2 separate regions of the Homo sapiens genome follow, and region 1 is linked to region 2. Evidence: chromatin loops called from intact Hi-C (ENCODE). Cell type or tissue: PC-9. All regions are shown on one strand. Links, peaks and the distances in the headings refer to the core of each region. The heading gives the core; the rest is flanking DNA.

Region 1 (10,161 bases), core at 1,371-9,370, 75 kb after region 2:
TCAATTCTTCTAACCAATATTTTCTTTAGCCCTCTTCTTTATCTCCTCTTTCTTTCTTTTTTCTCTTTTGTTTCTTTTTAAAATTTCTCCTTCCTTTGTTCTTCATCCTTTCTTTCTGTTATAAACATTCACATATTTACAAAGCTCATCAATAAGTGCAAGCAGTAATGGGATTGGGCAAAGCAAAATGTTGAATTGTGAGATAAAAAGAATCACTTTTTGTTTACTAGAGAAATTGAAATATAACAGAATAACAATAGATTATTTTAAATGCCTGGTAGCTATAGGTTGTACTTTCCATTAGTTATATAAAACAATGGTTTTGGGGGCAAAAAAAAGAAGCAAGTTCTGAAGTTCACTCTTGATTGCACCCACCCTGTAGAATCATGGATGCTGCCAATTTTGAGCAGTTTTTGCAAGAAAGGATCAAAGTGAACGGAAAAGCTGGGAACCTTGGTGGAGGGGTGGTGACCATCGAAAGGAGCAAGAGCAAGATCACCGTGACATCCGAGGTGCCTTTCTCCAAAAGGTATTTGAAATATCTCACCAAAAAATATTTGAAGAAGAATAATCTACGTGACTGGTTGCGCGTAGTTGCTAACAGCAAAGAGAGTTACGAATTACGTTACTTCCAGATTAACCAGGACGAAGAAGAGGAGGAAGACGAGGATTAAATTTCATTTATCTGGAAAATTTTGTATGAGTTCTTGAATAAAACTTGGGAACCAAAATGGTGGTTTATCCTTGTATCTCTGCAGTGTGGATTGAACAGAAAATTGGAAATCATAGTCAAAGGGCTTCCCTTGGTTCGCCACTCATTTATTTGTAACTTGACTTCTTTTTTTTTCTGCTTAAAAATTTCAATTCTCGTGGTAATACCAGAGTAGAAGGAGAGGGTGACTTTACCGAACTGACAGCCATTGGGGAGGCAGATGCGGGTGTGGAGGTGTGGGCTGAAGGTAGTGACTGTTTGATTTTAAAAAGTGTGACTGTCAGTTGTATCTGTTGCTTTTCTCAATGATTCAGGGATACAAGTGGGCTTCTCTCATTCATTAAAAGAAAATGCGACATCTTTCTAAGATTCTCTGTGGGAAAATGACTGTCAATAAAATGCGGGTTTCTGGGCAAAAAAAAAAAAAAAATAAAAATAAAAATAAAACAATGGTTTTTCACTCCATGTATTTATTTAAACATAAATTGGTCTGCAGGACTGTGTTCTATATGTTAAGTTGTAGTTTTGGCTGCTAGTCGAGTATACCATGAATTAATAATCACCTGATACTGATTCGAGTTGAGGTGAATACCAAGATTTATTGACCCAAGTGGAAAATATGGACCAAAGTGAAACCTCTGTCAATATTTATTTACCTTTACAGGAACAATTAATCTTGATACTCCTTGAAACAAGAAGTCAATATATGTATTGTTATGTACTTTTGGAGACTTCCATTAGAAATATTGGCAAGTCCCTGCTTCGTGGCCATAGATTTAAAAGGCCTATCAATTTTAAATGTTTCGGTCATTGAGAGCTAAAACATGTAACATATCACAGTGTTATTCACCAGAAATAAAAAATCAAGAGTCTGCTCAGAGTAGGTTAATATGAGTTCCTTTCTTCAGTCCAGCTGATGGTTTTTAGTAAGATGAACTGCCAAGGAGACAATGAGCACTGACTTCTCGATGCATGACTTCATCTTGTTAGAAGGTGGGTTGCCGGGCGCGGTGGCTCACGCCCGTAATCCCAGCACTTTGGGAGGCCGAGGCGGGCGGATCACGAGGTCAGGAGATCGAGACCATTCTGGCTAACACGGTGACACCCCGTCTCTACTAAATATACAAAAAATTAGCCGGGCGTGGTGGCGGGCGCCTGTACAGGTCCCAGCTACTCGGGAGGCTGAGGCAGGAGAATGGCTTGAACCCGGAAGGTGGAGCTTACAGTGAGCCCGGATTGCACCGCTGCATTCCAGCCTGGGCCACAGAGCGAGACTCCGTCTCAAAAAAAAAAAAAAAAAAAAAGAACGTGGGTTAAGCTCCCCTGTAACAGAGCTCTGCAGTGCTCCTCCCCATGGTGAATGACACAGGCGAGTACACGCCCCAGTGTGTCTTAGTTTCATCATGAGAACTTTGTAAGCAGCCTGTAAGGGAAGTACAGACTGTGAGATTTAGACCCCTTTTTTTTAGTTGCTTTTTTTTTCTCTAATAAGATCGTGGTGGAGGTAAAAGAAACTGTTATTTCACAGTGACTGGAAATGTAATGAAGTACTTGATATCTATGCATGAAGTGTTAGAGTTGAATTTTTAAGGAGAGAGATAGCATATTCCCTCCAGTCTATAAATTCCTGATTCAGAACATGATCTCAAGAGTTGTACTTTACATTTCTCTTCCCACCACCAAACAATAACAAAAAGAAGAAACAAATGAAAACTATCAGTGCCCAGTGGGAATTCCAGTTGGGGCAGATCTTTGAGATATGGTATTAAAATGATGACTTGTAATTAAGAATGAAACCTTTTTGCTCCATATACATGTAGATGAAAAGCTAACACCTCACCATGGAGCAGTCATTGCAGTAATGTTCATTCTCTTTTTACTTAACAGAAACCAGAGGTTGTTGTGTCTAGGGAAATGTCCAACAAGCTAGTGAAGTGTGTTGAGGACACACACACACACACACACACAGATTTGTCACTGGAATAATATATATTTATTTGTGGAATAGACAAATTATATTCTAGACACTGTGAAAAGTTTTTAGTTTTTTTTTTATTTTTAAGTATTTATTTATTTATTTGAGATAGAGTCTTGCTCTGTCACCCAGGCTGGAGTGCAGTGGCACCATCTTGGCTTACTGCACCCCCTGCCTCCCAGGTTCAAGCGATTCTCCTGCCTCGGGCTCCCAAGTAGATGGGACTATAGACATGTACCAAAATGTCCAGCTAATTTTTGTATTTTTAGTAGAGACTGAATTTCACCATGTTGGCCAGGCTGGTCTTGAATTCCTGACCTCAATTGATCCACCCGCCTCGTCCTCCCAAAGTGCTGAGGCTTTTTTAAAATTGCCAATCCCAACATTGTCTCAGAATTGTTTTTAATACCCAGCATAACCTAACATGCCAAGATATACAGCTAAAAGTCATGAATTGGCTAATGTCCATGACCGATTAACACATTAGTAGATTTGTGTTCAGCTTAAAAACTTCTTAACTTGTTTTTTTAACCGATGTTTTCTGTCATCCTGGGGTGATGATTTGCTTTTTTGGGGGGGCAGGTGTTATTTATTTTTATAAAGTTTAATTCTTTTTCTGGTTAAAACAGAAATGTACACTCTCTTTTTGTTGACTTGTGAAGTACAGAAACGTGTTTTAAGATTTTGTGCCATGTATTGTTAATGAGGATAGCAAAAACAAAACTCAACAAAACAACAACAAATAACAAACAAGCCCCCCCGCCCCAAGAACTCAGAAACACCAGGAAAAATGGCATCTTTTAATGTGTTGATCCTTGACACTCTGCAGACAGTAGCAGCAAAAAACACACATCCACAAATATGCCCCTTAATCTTCAGAGAGGAGCCTCCTGAAAAGCACAGGCTTCTAGGATGTGGCTCAGAAACAGCTTATCTCCCTTCATCTCCTTTTTGAAGAACAAAAACCACCCACCTCATTGGTTACCAGGTCGCCCTATCATCAACCAACCAGCTTGGACAAACACAGCAGAGAACACTAAAGGATCCTATACTTTGACTAGTGGAAGGAAAAATGGCTGGTGATATAAAAGGCCAACTTATTTACGTAAAGAGGTATTATAAATGGTACGGGCAAAGTGACTAAAGAGATGAGAAAAAAAGTGGGAAAGAGAAGGAGAGGAATGGCAGCCACAGGGGAAGGGGTTGGGGGAGCAGTGGACTGAGAGCAGATGAGAAGGAGGAAGAGCAGTGTAGGGCCAGCGAGCCACCTGTATACACCTTGTAAATCCTTTTGTTCCTACTTCTGGGAAGTACTCCAGTAGTACTTGAAGAACTCAGATTGCAGTGTTGAAGGCAAGCTAGCAGGTAGAGCCCAATGCTTTGAGGTGGAGATTAGGATGGAAGGTATTCATGGGACAGTATATGTGATAAAGAAGCTCTTTCAATTAAATAAAAAGAAGACAGCACTAGCTTGCTTGAAAAAACACAATTATATTTGAATTCTTCACATGTCAATATGTTAGTCTTTGGCAACCTACAGAAAACCATCATCATACTTTTTTTATACCAATAGTGATGACTCCACTTTGACCAAAAGGCGAATCAATGTAGAAAAAAGTCCATTGTCTTCACTGTGGAAAGTACATCGAATCTGGAGTCAGATGGATTAGCATTCAGGCCTCTTGGTAGTTTTCTGATATTGGACAATTTACTTACTCTGTATTTGTTTCAGTTAAAAAATGGGGAATTTGTCTTAACATTTTTGTGAGTATTAAAATAAGAGATTTTAAAGGTGCCTGGCACAGTGCCTGGGACAGAGTATGTGCTCAATTATATTAGTCACGTTCCTGCCTTGTCAAGAGCTTTTCAGGTCCCTATAAGGAAAAGGCCATAAAATTTAGAAGACATTAGGCATGAGTTTTAGTGGTTATATCACCAAATGTGTCTGCTTTCTAAATTTGTGCCTGAGAATCAGGCAAATTTTTTTTTTTTTTTTTTTTTTTTTAGGTAAGAGAAAATCTGAAAATGAGACGTTTCATTCACCTCCATATCTTTACTGCTCAGACACATTGGCTGATATCTGCTTGGCTTTACTTCCAGTGCTTTCTCTAATTGCAGAGGCATGTGAAGGCCGTAATCTTTAGAAGAGCCTTCAAAGCCTTGCATGGTCTGGCCCTGCCTGTCTTTCCAGCCTCACCCTTGTGACCGTCTCCTCCACTGTCTATGCTCCAGCCACACTGGGCTTCATTCTTTCCTCCACCAACCCAAACTTTCTCCTTTCTTAGGGTCTTTGTTACCTCTGCTTGAGATACTGTTCCTAGACGCCTCCCTTTCCTTCTTGTTGCTGCTCATCTCTGTCTCTTGCACACACACACACACACACACACTCACATCCCTATCTATGTGAATTCCTACTTGCTTTATATCTCACCTTAAGTGTCACTTCCTGCCTGAGACCCTAGCGTATGTTAGATTTGCTGGTCAAAAGCTTTTCCAGCATTCCTCCTGCTACTTATCACATTTATGACTAATTAGTTATCTTGGTAGATGTTGGCTAATGTCTGTCTTTCTGGCTACAGTATTAGTAAAGACAGGGATTATGTTTGTCTGAATCACTACTGTGGCCCTCCCATTCAGTTCTATGCCTGGTACATAATAGGTGATCAACAAATATTTTGGTGAATAAATAATGCTAGATGCAGAAACAAATTAGTGACTACATCATTGTAGCATTACAAGATTGTGGAGTCCTACTGTGTTCCACATCAATAACTGCTGGCTCTGTATGGTTAATCTGTGCTCTCTGAATTGTAAAATGACCCAGTATGGTTAAAAATGGGCCTAAAATGACGTAAATGGTTTTTATCACAGAGGAACACCCCCAGATATTTGTTCACAAAGGAAGCTGGTTTAGCCTAGGAATTGGCATCCCTTCTCCTGTATAGTTTTTTTAAGCCATAATACTCAAGTCTATCAAATATCCTAGCACAATACACACAACCTTAGGGAAGTGGCAGGCACCAGTCGCTATTCCCGTGGGTGGTTAAGCCTTTGGTATCTGGGAACAACTGAAGGGTAGTAATTGGTGATACTTATTGTCTGAACATAACTCAATCTTGGCTTAGCTTGGGAAGTATTCGTACCCTCACTTGTGGGGGTGCTTGGCCAAAGGCAGAGGTGTCCCTATAGGTCACTCTGAGGCATTTTTATCTGCACAATAGCTATTAACAAGTAATGGGAAAAGTGGAGATAGGCTGGTTACTCTAGGTGGCTGTAAAACAAGTGTAGATAGGACACAAAGGAGCAGCAGAGTGAGTACACATGACAAAAACCATACCGCATATTGAATTCTGCCTTGACAATATCATTCTTCTACAGTTGTCAATATTAATACTTTTCTATAAGGAAATGGAATGACATTAATGATACATGCAACATCCTTTATGTAAAAATGCCCCAAATCCAAGAGCCTTCCAGAGCACCAGGAAAAGTTTCAGAGCCATTGGATGTCTCTCTTTGTCAGATGCCACGGTGTCAGGCTCCGAGCCATTTGTCATCCCTGAATTTCATTATCTGCTCCTTCCCTGTCTTTCATTCTCAGTTTGCTAGGACATTTGTTCACCGTTGACCTCCCTGACAAATAATACACCTTAATTATGTTGGCAAGAGGGGATATGTCATTCCTGGGCCACTTTAATTGTCTATCCGACAGGCATCCTGCTGTGGCATGTAGCTTCTGTGGTATTTTGACTGCAGTGGTAGGACTATCCTGTGCTTGCGCTTTGTCTAGAGATAGTCTCAACTTTTACAGGTTCTGAAGATAATATGTCTTATTGAAGCCGTGTATCACTTTTGTTTTGCAGTTGCTAAAACAAGCTCTCACATTAATTTGGTGGAAACAGTACAGATTGGCTATCTACAAGGTTTGCCTTGGAAAGCAAAAAAAAAGTCTGCATAAGGATTTAGAATGAAGTAAATACTGAAATAACTACAAAGGTTAAGAAGAAAGGTGTTTGGGCATATCAGGAAGCTCCACAAAGGAAAAACAGCTGACTGCAGCTCCAGGAGCAGGACGCAGAGCCTCTAGTTTAAGTCAGCTAATCCTTTGCAAGAAACAGAGAAGTGCTCTTGGCCAAAGATTAATCTTACAATTCCATTCTCACATAAAAATCCTGCAGCCTATAACAATCTTGACTTCGGGACTCAGAAAAAAATTCTCTTTTATACCTTGCAAGGATTTGGATCATTGATGGTCTTCATTTTGGCACTTGTTTGTGTTTACTCCAAGATTTTTGTGCAATTCTTTGCCCATGGGAGAATGACGGGGCGCAAAGATAAAAGCTGATGAGGGTCTCAGCAGCACTTCGAAGTTGTGGGAGCCAGTTACCATTTGGAGTTCTCCTTTGACAGGGGTAGATGCCTTAATTTGAAATGCCATTTAACTAGGAATCTACCTAGACCTTTGCAGTGTGAAGACTTCCTATTGCAAATGAAATTGTGTGTGTGTGTATATATATATATATATATATATATATATATATATATATATATACACACACACACACACACACACACATCTTACTTATCCAGACCTCTAGGCACATATTATGTCGCATGTAGGAGTTTATTAACATGAGTATTTCTAAAAAGAAAGCTATTTTATCCATAGCAGCAGGTAAAATTTTAGTTTGTTGGCACAGTCCGTTGTCTCATCTCTCTTTTCTTCTGCCTAACCTGTCTTTGCCGGTTTTCTCATCAGTGGAACATGTTGCCTGTGAGGTTAGGGGAGAAAAAGAAAAAAAAAAAGAACAGCATCAACAAAAAATAGCATCTTCTTCCACTCAACCTGCAAGGCTTCACAAGGGTAATCTCAAAGGTCACCTGGCTCCTGTTTTGGCCAAGAATATGTGGATTAGGGTCACAGGAGGGCGAGATTTTAATTTCACAAAAATATGTAAAGGGAAGGGGGAGAAGGGGGAGAAAAAAAAGATTACTTGCAGAGAGCATGAGTACCAAGGGAGGCATGCTTAGGTGACTAACGACACCTCTATCAGAAGAACAAACTCGATCTGCATCAAGCATTGAGACAGATGAGGCCAATTTCACACAGTAAATTTCTTGGCCATGATTGATGTGCCCCTGCCGCTGAATGTGAGCAAGCTCTCTCCGCACCTGTCAAGCACCGGGCAGACAGGGATCTATCAAAGCGTTATTGATGACTTTACACTGTACTCTGCAAATAAAATGTAATGGGCTAACTGGAACATAGATCTGAGTGATGTTACTTATATATTAAATATGTCACATCTGTAGAACAAATGGTGGTTAGATAAGAGTTATCATCTTCAGGGCTCAATAAATATTTTATCAAGCATAATGGAAATTGTCAAATCAATCTAATTGTGTAATACATTATGAAGACATCAAAATTAAACAAAGCACATATGCTATCATTTCATTTTATTAGTGGGCCACTGTTGTGCCCAGGAGGTCTTGTGGTGGTTGAAGGCTGGCAGAGTTAATACTATATATATGTTTCCCTTTCCTCTCCCTCTGCTGCTTATGGAACTGGCTAGATATTTCATCAAAGTATTAATTTCTCAAATGCAGACAACTTCAAGGCATAATTAGATTAGGGAGAACAAAGCTGCGAAAAGTGGCATCAAGCCACAAATTCACTTTAGCCATATTTAGAGCAAATATCTCTGTGCTTCCATTTCATTTTATTTATCTTTATCTGATTTTATACTGTTGCAATAAAAAAAAACCCAACATGAGCAAGAATTATCTTTGAGCCAGAGACATCCATGCTAGCTCCTAACTAGCAGCAACTGATGTTTCAAAATACCTTTGTCGTTTTTGTTATTGGTGGTTAAAAACCACTTGAGGTTTCCCTCCTCCTCCCCCTTTTTTTTTAATTGGCAAGCTAGGTACTTTACAAAGACTATGGAAAGGATTACAAAATCTGGCAAGACTGGCTTTGGCTTGGTGAATTTTAAATATGCATTTAAGGAATGATTGCGTCTTTCTTTTCTACCCGATTTAAGACAGCTATTAGATTCGGAAAAAAAAAAAACTTCGACTTTTTAGTCACTATTTTTAATGTGCTAAGGAAACATTACCATTTCATCCATGTGTCCATTAAAAGAAAGGGCAGCCCGTATTCCTGGCCTTAGAAATTCTCAGTTTGGCTTGTCACTGTGATCAAATTCAGTCCCAGGGTGCATAAGAGGAAGGTCATGAAACATCCTGTGCCCAGTTTTTCCAGAAGCAAAATGGGAATAACTTAAAAAAACACTTCAACCGTCTTGATAAAGTTGGGCCAGGGGACAAAGTTTGCTGCTTGTCAGGGTTAGAACTAAAATGGTTATATTAGGATAATCATGAAAGATACTTATTTCAATATTAAATGACTTTCAGAATGAAGTGCAACCATTGGCAACAAATAAGAGCACAAATTGTCTTTTTTCCCCTATAGAATTATATGCTATGTTATCATTAAAAGGAATTTCAAGTGATTTGTATGTGCATTTGTTACCAATAAATACATGGACTCTGTTCTGATTGTTTACGTGCTGTGTTAGTAATTCAGACTGTTGGCCTGAGGAGAATACAGTAGGAGTTGTTCAGGCTTTAAGAATCACAAAAACTGAAATTGGAACTCAGCTTGGCCCCTACTAGCAATGAGATCTAGGGTAATACATGTAACTTTATCGAACCTCAGTATTCTATTCTGTAATATGGGATAATAGTATCTACCTACAGATTTTATGAGGTAGGCAGACAGATATCAATATAGATTGATTAGATACCATCATAATGGGTGGTTAAGTACTAGACACTAAGCTAATATATATCAGTTATCTCTTCTCACCTGCAGAATCATTCTGGGGGCAAATATTAATCCACATTGATGACATAGGTTTCAGAGAGCATAAAAAACTCAGAGTTTTTGTATCTTCCAAATGATTTCTCTTCTTTGGTGGAGGATTAGCAGTTATTACACAAAACATGGGCTGCCAACCTCAAACCCTGCTTTTAACACCAAGGTTTCACATAATAGAGTTTTTAGCATTAGGGAAAAAGCAGTTACTTTATATCTAATCATAAATATATATGATTGTAACAATATAATTTATATAATATTGATAAAAATTAAGCTGTTGCAATAAAACTGTCCCATCAACCCAAGGTGGTATATTACCATTCTGTTGACATTCCATTTTCAAGGATATTTTATGTTGGGTTGTAAGTACAGACTGACATCTATATTAATAAACCGTATATTGAAAAAAGGAAAGAATGATAGGGGTGTTGGGTAAGTGGCTTTTTCTAGTATGGAGCATTAGGCTGGAAGGCTGGACTTCAGGAACTGACGTTTACAAAATACCAAAGATAGTAATGAAGTTTGTTGTTGTTTGCTCTCTCGGCTGACTTTAGACAGTTGTCTTCCTAGTGGGATTGCTTGGAAATT
Region 2 (10,161 bases), core at 719-8,718:
TCAGTTTTCTGGGCTGAGGCCCAGATGGCTAAGTGGGTGCTGAGATACTCGCTGGATAAACAATGATATACAATTAATGCAACAAAGGAGATTTGTGCCAATTATTTCCAGAACCAAAGGCCAGTGAAATACTTTAATTTTATCACACACATCTATTTTGGCAGTGAGCACTTAGAGTTTTATAGGAAAAGGTAAGCCATGCCTTGGGGTCCGAAAGAGAATGGGCGTCTACTGGTGAGGGTTCCATGATATGGAAAACACTAGAAAAACAGCAGGATGGAGGTGAATTATAATAGATTTGACATAAGTGAGCAAGACTAAATACGTTTTGAAAGCAGTGGGCCATTCAGTTATTTCTTTTATTTTTCATATTTTTCTCGACTCTGCAAAATAATAAGAAACAAAAGAAAAATCTGCTGAATGCCTAGTCATAGTTTATTGGAGCAGGAAAATAAGCCATTCCAAACCATTCTCTGATTTGCTGTGAGTGGCAGAATCATTCACCGTGGTGAATCATAGCAGGGAGAACCATTTGGAATGATTATTTTCTGATGTTAAATTGCAAATGGCACAAGTGGAATCAACAAAGGTATGAATTATTTTAAAAAATCTTTTAAAAAATCCTGTTATTGAAAAATATGTATTTGTATGACCAGCTTATGACTTCATTTCACTAGCTTATAACTTCATTTCACAGTAGCCAAGCCTTAAGTACATATCTGTTTGTTATTACATTTGGCTAATTGAAAGCCTTTCTAGTTAATATTTTTATGTAAGAAATAGTATTATTGTCCTAGAAGCTGCATGATGGTTATAATGGTGGGGATAAATGTGTATATGTAAACATTTGGTCCAACCAACTAGGTTGAAGAAAAAGTGTGTTTCTTGCCTTGCCTACAGTGAATAAGGAACCTGTTGGCTGATCTACAAACAAAATAAACTGAGGGATTAGCCCTACCTGGGTGAAACTTGTTAGTGATATGCAAATGGTTTATCATTAATATAATAATAGGCACTATTTAGTACTAATCCTTTGAGAATCTCTGATGGTGTAGACAATATACCTGATGCTTAAGATGAAATATCATCTGCCTCCAGTATTCCACGAGTTGTTTTTGTTGAAAAGCTTCAGGTTGCCTGGCCCTTTAAGGCAAATCTCTGGTGTTCAAATTGGTGAAGTAAAAAGATATTTTATGCTCCAGTGTCTGCTTTGTGTGAATACTTAATTTTAAGAGGGTAGAGTGAAGTGTTTCTATTTAAATTTAGGGGGAACTATGAGGGTGGGGTGGTGACTACATTCCATGAAGTTCCCTTTTTTTTCCTTTTAATAGGAGGCCCTGGACTCAGCTCAATGGTTAGCTTCAGTTTTTAGTGGCCTTAAAAACTGCTTTTGACAGGAAAGCTGGTTGATTCTTCAGGGGAGGGAACATAGGATTTCAGAAGGGGCACATTCCCTTGCTATCTGTAACATTAGGTACCCTGACTGTACACAGAGGGCACCCAATGTATACTCTATGAGTGATTGAATACATATTTAAGACAGGACTTGCAGCATTTCCGGCCTGAGAGCAATGAGGTGGGGTTGTAATTGTGTAGATCTGGGCACATTCTTGGCACTCCTTACACCATGTCCTGGGAGTGGATACTTTTAGCCCCTGTACTAATTATTGCTGTGTGACAAATTTTCCCTAAATTTACAGCTTTAAACAATAAAATTTTTTATTTTTTATTTTTTAGATTCTACGGGTCAGGAATCTGGGAGCTGGCATAACAGTGTGGTTGTAGCGTAGGGTTTCTTCCAGGGTTGCAATCCAGATATTGCTGGGGACTACCGTCATGTGAAGGCTGGGGAACATATGCTTCCAAGCTCATTCACAGAAGCCCTCAGTTCCTTGCCACTTGGGTGTCTCTATAGGGCTGTCATGACATGGCAGCTGGCCTCCCCTCAAGGGAGTGATGTGTGTGGACACATGCTGCTTTTTATGACCTTGTCTCTGGGTCACACACTGACACTTCTCTTTATTTTCCTTGTTAGAATTGAGTCACTGAATCCAGCTCACACTCAGTAGGAGGGGATGACGCAGGGGTGGGACAACCAGGAGGTGGGGATCACTGGTGCTATCTTAAGAGTCTGGCTACCACAACCCCTTTCAGTAAATTTTGTTCAGTTACCCAATGACTCAAGATATTATGAAGATCTGCTTGAAATATTTCATTACAGAAATTTGGTTCCCCTTTACTTCACCTTCAACAAAGTCATTCAAGTATCTTTCTCAGCCCAAATCCAGTAGATCAGAGGGTCGTATTCAAAACATCACTACCACCACCACCATCCACTGGTGGGAGCCCCGAGTCAGCCTGGGGAGGAAATAAAGTCATTCAGTGGAATTACATGAGATTAAGGTGCTGGCTTCAGTTCTGTTCCCACAAAATACATGTCCTTGTTGTAGGAATAAGTAGCTTTAATTGGCCATCAAAGGAAAGTTACAAGGGGAAAAGACTATTGTACATGACATCCTCAATCTGAGACCTGGTCTCTCTTTTGAAAGGAGTTTAAAGAACTTGTCATTTCACTAACCAAAAAGAACTCCACTTACAATCCACATTTTCTCAACTACAAAAGATGCTTGCTGTAAGTAAATCTAGTTAAAATATGAAATAAAACAAAAAGTACATAAGGTTTAGACCACTGATGTTCATGACTTAGTCCCCCATTTTATTTTGTTTTAAAAAGCTCAGTTTTCAGAGATCGTTTAGATGCCACTGACTTTAAAATGCCAGTCCGCCAGGGTGAAGACACAGGCTGCGTGTTGGGAGAAGATAAGTGATGAATTGCTTTTATACGATATGTTCCAACAGGTATTAAAGTATGTTTAAGGAGCCCAGGAAGTAGGGCCATATTAAAGGATGTGTTTTGTATTTTAGTGAGACTCTTGGGAGCTGGAGGTAACCAGAGAAAAATGGTACCTCGAAAACTTGGGAGACACCTTCTGAGAACAGGACACAGACAAGGTCAGGCTGGGCATTCAAGATGTTCAGGCCTTTCTCCTTTGAGACTTGATTTTTTCCTTCATGGTTTTAGGCCTACAGTGCAATTATTTTACATTGTTAGACCCCTGTTTGGATTAAAGCTTCTTTCTTTTGTAACCAAGTGTAGAGGAAGTCTCTGTAATAGATACTTATTTGGGGGTCTTGGGAGTATTTCTGTTTTCATCTTTATTCTCCATTGGCGGGGGGCTGGCCATTTCCTTCTCTGCCTTCCTTGCCAAAATGCCTATATAACAATTATCACATTTTTCTATGTGCTTTCCTTCTCAGACTGTGAAATCCCCGAGGGAAAAGACTAGATTCTACTAGCCATGTATCCCTAGTCCTTAGCAGAGTGCCTGGCCCATATTAGGTATAAATAATAATGTTGAATGAATGAATGAATGAAGACATGAAGGAAGGAAGGAACAAATAGGCAGGCTGCTGCTTGTATTTCATCACTCAAGCTGTGAATTATATTTCTGGGCCCCTAAAAGAAAATTTTAGATATTTTGGAATGGGTCAGATGCATCTGTTAGAAATATAAATGACATAAAATCATCATACCTCTTCTGGTAAACTTATTTAGAAGTTAAAGATCTGGCCACCTGCATTAGCAGCTCAGGAGAAGTTTAGATTGGCATTTAGATTAGCTGGCTCTGTTATTCAGTGACTTGCATACTTGTTCAAGGGCACTGGAGTCAACCAATGTTTATTTTTGGATTCCCCATTGCTCTCGGGATCACTGCAGCGAAGACTGGTGCCCCCAACCCCCTATTACCTCCTTCACCTTGTTTGTTGTTCCTGGTCCAGGGAGGACTGCAGCCCAGATTCAGCCTGACTAGCTGCTCCTTGGTGCCCTGTTATTTTTAGTATATGAACCACAGCAGCAGCTGGCAACCCTGAGTTGGCCCATACAGGCTTAGTTTTTGTGAGGTTGAAACTATGGGTTTAAGAATATTGGGAATCTCTGGTTTTTATGTCCTTGCATTATCTCATGATAAGTAATATATTATTTTTAACTTTCATCTGTGATGTGCCAATCTTTAACAGTGAAAACTTACACTAAAAGACCTCTGCCTGGTTTTGGATAACTTTGCCTGTATTTTACGCTGAAAGTAAAGAGAATAGGAAGAGAGGACTTTAAAAAATGAAATCATAGTCCTGTGAGGAAATCTTTTTTAAAAATTGAAAACTCTTTAACTTGAATAACAGAAAGCTTTTGGGGAAGACTAGGAGCTCTGAAGGCATAATTGAAGTGATGTTGTTTAATGTAGGCGAACTGCTGTAATAAGCAAATCTCAGCACGTGTTCATTTTTTCCCTCATATAGTGGTCTGATGTAGGCCTCTGTCAATGGTACAGTTGTAAGTTCTGCCCCACTATTTTCAGGGACCCAGGCTTTGTCACTTTTACCATGAGGCTTCTAACATCATCACGGGGGTCAATATCCTGCCAGCAGATGGGGAAACAGCATGGAAGGCCATGAGGTTTCTATGGAGCTGGCCAGGAAGTGGCACACATTTCTTCTATTCAGATGCCACTGGCTGTAGCCTTATGACTGCTTTCCACCTAAATGCAAGGGAGGCTGGGAAATGTAGTGTTAGGACTGAATTGTGACCCTCCCCGCCCTCCCCAGCAACCCTGGCCAAATTCATATATTGAAGCCGTAACCTCCAGTACTCTCAGAATATGACTGTATTTGGAGATAGGCCTTTAAAGAGGGAATTAAGCTAAAAAGAGGCCATTAGGGTGGACCTTAATCCGATCTGACTGATGTCCTTATAAGAAAAGACAATTAGGACACATAGAGAGAGACACCAGAGATGTGTGTACACACAGAGAATAGACCACATGAGGACACAGAGAGAAAGTGATCATCTGCAAGCCAATAAGAGAGGCCGCAGGAGACACCAAACCTGCGAACACCTTCATCCTGGACTTCTAGCATCTGGAACTGTGAGAAAATAAATTTCTGTTGTTTAAGCCACCCCATGTGAAGTATTTTGTAATGGAAATTGTGGCAAGCTAATACATATAATCTACCTATGAGCCCAGGAAAAGGTAGAAACTGACTTAGTGATTAGCTAGCAGTCCCTGCCACAATGTAAAGAGTGCCATTTACTTATCTCTTGCTAATTCATTCAAATGCTCTTATAGGTACTTGGGACATAATGAGCAAAATAGACAAAAATTTCTGCTGTACAGTAGCTTCAGTTTTAGCAGATACTAAAGCAACCAATTACTATCATACCATCCTGCTTTATTTTCTTTTTTTAGCACTTATCACTATCTGAAATTATCATGTTTATTGATTTGCTTATTATCCCCTTCTAAAATGAACAGAACCCCCCTTTTTTATGCTTTATTTTTTAAAAATTCTATTCTTAATGCCTCAAAAATGCCTGGCACATAGGAGGATTTTGATATTTATTTGTTGAGGATTGAATGAGATATCATGAAATTGCATTTCAGGAAAAAAATCATGTAAGGAATGATTTCTTGAGTCTAAGGTAGAATGAACAGAATTTTCTTTTTTTTTTTGTCTTTGAAAAAAGTACCTGGTAGCTGACCTTGTCCTTTAACCTCTGAGGTCATTTCAGTTATTTAATCCTAAAATTCCTACTTGTTGTCTATAAAATATTATAAGTTTAAGGTTTCTGATGTGCACAACACACTAATGATAGGATATTTACCTTGGCATTTTTTTGGTTTGCTTGCTGTATCATGATTTAGTTACAGAATCATGGAGATTCAAAGTGACTGGGGACTTAGGGATGGCACCGCCCCACTTCCTCACTTTAAAAATCAGGAGGAGCAGGCTAGAAGGAAATACTGGTCTTACAGAGCTTGCAAGTGGCAAAACATAGACCAGTCTCTGGATTTGGGCCTGCAGTGACTCACCCAGCACTCTTTCTACAACACTAACCCTTTTCCTATTTGCATTAAAGGTGGATTGAATGGTGGTTAAGAGTGTCAGCTTTGGACCAGGCTGTGTCGGCTTGGATCCTGGCTCCACCACTAACTAGCTGTGTGACTGTGGTAAGCTCTCTGTGCCTCAGTTTCCTCCTATATTAAATAGAGAGAAGAATAGTACTCACCTTATAGAGTTGTTCTTTTAACTCTTTTAGGAGTTAATACATGCAAAGAATTTAGAACAGTGACCAATGTATAGTAAGTATTCAATAAATGTTAGTTGCTATTATTATTATTACTCTTGCTATTTTAAAGTGATTAATTATATAATAAATGGCCAAAGGGCTTTTGTAGGTATAAGAATTTTGATGATGTTATCAAAATATCTATTGACAAAGAAAAAAAGAATGCATAGACTATTAATAGTTTTCATCACACCTGAAGAACTAAACATAAATCCTGACTACGATTTCTTCACCAAGAGGTTTCTCAAATTTCTTTTTATTGTGATATAATTGACATACCATAAAATACCTTTTTAAAGTATACAATTTCATGGTTTTTAGTATATTCACAAAGTTGTATAAGCATTACCACTGTCTGATTCCAGAACATTTTCATCTCCTAAAAAGAAGCCTTTACCTGTTAGCAGTTACTTCTCATTATCCCTCCCTAATCTACTTTCTGTCCCAGTGGATTTGCCTATTCTGGACATTTCAGATAAATGCAATCACACAGTATGTAGCATTTTGGGTCTCTTTTACTTGAAAGCCTAATGCTTTCAAGATTCATCCATATTGCAGCATGTGTCAGAACTCTATTCCTTTTTATGGCTGAATAATTTTCCATTGCATGGATATACCACATTTTGTTTATTCATTATTCATTGAGTGACATTTGTATTGTTTCCATTTTCTAGCTATTATAAATAATAGTGCTGTGAATATTTGTGAACAAGTTTTATGTGGGCATATGTTTTCAGTTCTGCTAGCTGTGGACCTAGCTGTGAAATTGTTGGGTAACATAGTAACTCTATATTTAACTTTTTGAAAAAGTGCCAAAGTGTCTTGAAAAGTGAGCTGCATCATTCCCAAATATTTAAGGTACAATATTTGAATATTAATTTGACCTTGCTTGATTGGAAATGAAAGAGAAGTCATTTGATTCCAATATTCCTAGAAAAGACTCTCAGTTGTTCACAAACACTTCAGAGTATTTGTCTCAGCCCCTGTGATGGGCACTGCGTAAACCAAGACAAATGAAACATAGTTTCTGATTCTGAGGAGTGGATGAGAATTTTTGGCATTTCAAGTTGACTTTTTTTTTTTTTAAAGTGTAGATATTTGTTTTCTTCTTTTATTACTTGTCTTCTCTTTTGGATATCACCACTGGACATTTAGGAAAGACTCTTAATGGGGTACTAGATGTGTTAAGACCTGGAGGGCTGGATGGATGGTGCACATAGAAGTAGACAGCAGATAGGAAGCCAGGATATACAGGATCAAGAGACTCTCAAGTCAGTGGATTATTTAGGTGTAATCAATTGTCAACTCGTTTCATGACTGACAGTGGCTTTCCTCTCCACCACAGACATCACTTAAAAAGGAAAGGGCAGCACTTTGGGAGGCCGAGGCGGGCGGATCACGAGGTCAGGAGATCGAGACCATCCCGGCTAAAACGGTGAAACCCCGTCTCTACTAAAAATACAAAAAATTAGCCGGGCGTAGTGGCGGGCGCCTGTAGTCCCAGCTACTTGGGAGGCTGAGGCAGGAGAATGGCGTGAACCCGGGAGGCGGAGCTTGCAGTGAGCCGAGATCCCGCCACTGCACTCCAGCCTGGGCGACAGAGCGAGACTCCGTCTCAAAAAAAAAAAAAAAAAAAAAGGAAAGGGAACCTGTCTCTCATTTATAAAGACCACATTTGTTTTCCATGACAGAAATCTGATGGAAACTTTCATTTTCACAGAATTACCACCTTGCTTTGGTTTGGGGTCTAGGTAATCATAAAATTTTGTGAGCTGTGGCAAATCGTATATATAATTGTATCCACAGATGTCTAGTTGAAGAAACAAACTTTGAAGGATTTTGTTCTGTTGCTGCCCACTGAAATGCATATTTCTTAAGCACAAGCAGGTAATGCTTTCTTATGTAGAACACTGAAATTTACCAGCACACCTCTTGAGTTCCTTGTGGCGTAGCCTGGTTCTGTTACTTCACTAGAAGCTCTCATATTCATGCTCTGCTGGTAACTTTCAACCACTGTTTTCACTTCTTCACTGAAATGGGTGACAATTACGTTTTCATCTTGGATCAAGAAGTTTGTTTACCTGCTGTGTAAATGGCTGTAAAAATTAGGCAAATGTATTTGTGGAGAGTAAAATGAGCCTTTAACCTTTCAGGAGCCTGTCCAGGTGGAAGTGAGTTAAGTACAGGATGTGAATGGGGTATCTTGGCCTGGAAAAAGACCCAGTAGACATAACTTTGCATTTGCTCGTTTTGTTCAACTTTTCCTTCCTTCTCTGCCTGCCAAAGAAACTGTAATAACTGTAATAATTTTTATGACTTTCTCTTCAATGACAGTTATCTTCCTTTACCCTAATTCCTTCCCTCCTCATCCTTCAAATCCCCTTCCTCATCATTCAAAGTCTAACTCAAGCTAGCCTTTCCTCCTTATTTTCCCCTTATCTTTCCAATCCGTATGGAGATTTCTCACCTTTCCTGATAGAGGTTGCGCCAGAATGGTGAGGATTAAATTGTAATTGCTTTCTAATAGACTGCTGTGTCTGCCCACTAGATTTCAAGCTCTCTAAAGGTCAAAGCTATTTCTTACATTAGTTTTGAATCCGCTTCTGGACAGCGCCACATCCCAGAGGACTTCCTCACTCATAAGCCTATGAGGGTCAAGGCAACAATGTAGGAGCTAGTGATTCTCACAGGAACACTTATTTCAGAAAAGCTATGCTGAAAATCTGGGTTTTAATTTGAACTACTAGGCCTTACTTGGCCTTAAAAAATGACATGTAATCTTTTCTGTGCTGTCCCTTCTCCAAGAAGGTGGGCCTCAGGCAGATGAAGAATCGAGGACACAGGGAAAATCCTGGGCAAGCTGTGGCACTGGGGGAGTGTGGTTTATCCCCCAGAACAATCTAAGGCAGTCCACACCTGCTGCTTCATGACTAGGGTTTCAAAGCTTTGAGAACTGGCATAGGCAAAGCTTGTCTTTTGGTATCAGGATAAGTTTCAGTGGATTTAAAATGTGTTGTAATCAGATTTAAGTCCAGAAAGCTTTTTTTTTTTTTTCTTTACTTACAGTGAAACTCTCTCTTTAATGCTGTTTGGTCAAATAAACATCAACAACCACGTTCAAGTTTCTTGGTCACTCCTGAATCCTTTCTTTTAAGTGGGAGTGGGAAGTTATACAGAGACAAGTGTCGGCCGGGCACGGTGACTCACACCTGTAATCCCAGCACTTTGGGAGGCCAAGGTGGGTGGATTACCTGAGGTCAGGAGTTTGAGACCAGCCTGGCCAACATGGTGTAACCCTGTCTACTAAAAATACAATAATTAGCTGGGTGTGGTGGCATGCGCCTGTAGTCCCAGCTACTCGGGAGGCTGAGGCAGGAGAATCACTTGAACCCGGGAGGCGGAGGTTGCAGTGAGCTGAGATCGTGCCACTGCACTCCAGCTTAGGCAACAGAGTGAGACTTCGTCTCAAAAAAAAAAAAAAAAAAAAGAGAGACAAATGTCAGTTTTACGTGTTTATGGCCCAGTTATGGAATACCCACGTTATTTAAGCTCTCTAGGTATCAGTTACCACATTTGTAAGAAGGAGAAAATGACATGTACCTATTATAATTAATGAGAGTACCCAGTGCCTAACATATGTAAACCTATAACCTAAAATGGAGCACAGAATAAAACAGAGCTTAATTAATCACACTTGTCTCTCCTCCTGTTCTTTTGGCCTGAATGATGGAGAGAGGGCTCCAGCAAGCAGGGACATCTACCTTATCTCCTCTAGTATTTACACGTCTGCATTCAAAGGGGATGCAGACCTCTCTATTGTCCCTTTCATGAACTGTAGTATGCCTCTCAAGTCATCAAACTATCGGCCTGAATAAAGGAAAAAACAAGGAAGATGTTGCAGGAGGTTTATTCCCTTCTGTAAAAGAGTGTTAAGGTTTTAGCTCCCTCTTACTTTTTAGAGCTTGTGTTCCAAG

What was found. Hi-C counts contacts between places; a loop is a spot of excess contacts. Peaks named below come from ENCODE experiments on the same cell type or tissue, not always from the same donor. Only the 100,000 strongest peaks of a DNase experiment are listed, where the experiment ranks them.
Region 1: it touches region 2 in a loop (7-fold over the local background); 2 of 110 quality-filtered maps call a loop at or near these places.

The regions. Positions count from the first base shown.
Region 1 is chr3:169,474,184-169,484,344 of GRCh38, reverse strand. The region is part of intron 1 of MECOM (MDS1 and EVI1 complex locus); the gene reads left to right. It overlaps MECOM-AS1 (MECOM antisense RNA 1), which reads right to left. Exons shown (of 5, transcript NR_134932.1): 5 at 7,293-7,459. It also overlaps the pseudogene RPL22P1. Among named protein-coding and RNA genes, the nearest start is that of MECOM-AS1, 31 kb to the right of the region's middle. RefSeq lists an enhancer at 1,290-1,790. In PC-9, for the core only: no CTCF peak of the experiment used is centred there; a DNase peak (open chromatin) is centred at 5,244.
Region 2 is chr3:169,548,485-169,558,645 of GRCh38, reverse strand. The region is part of intron 1 of MECOM (MDS1 and EVI1 complex locus); the gene reads left to right. Among named protein-coding and RNA genes, the nearest start is that of MECOM-AS1, 110 kb to the right of the region's middle. In PC-9, for the core only: no CTCF peak of the experiment used is centred there; no DNase peak of the experiment used is centred there.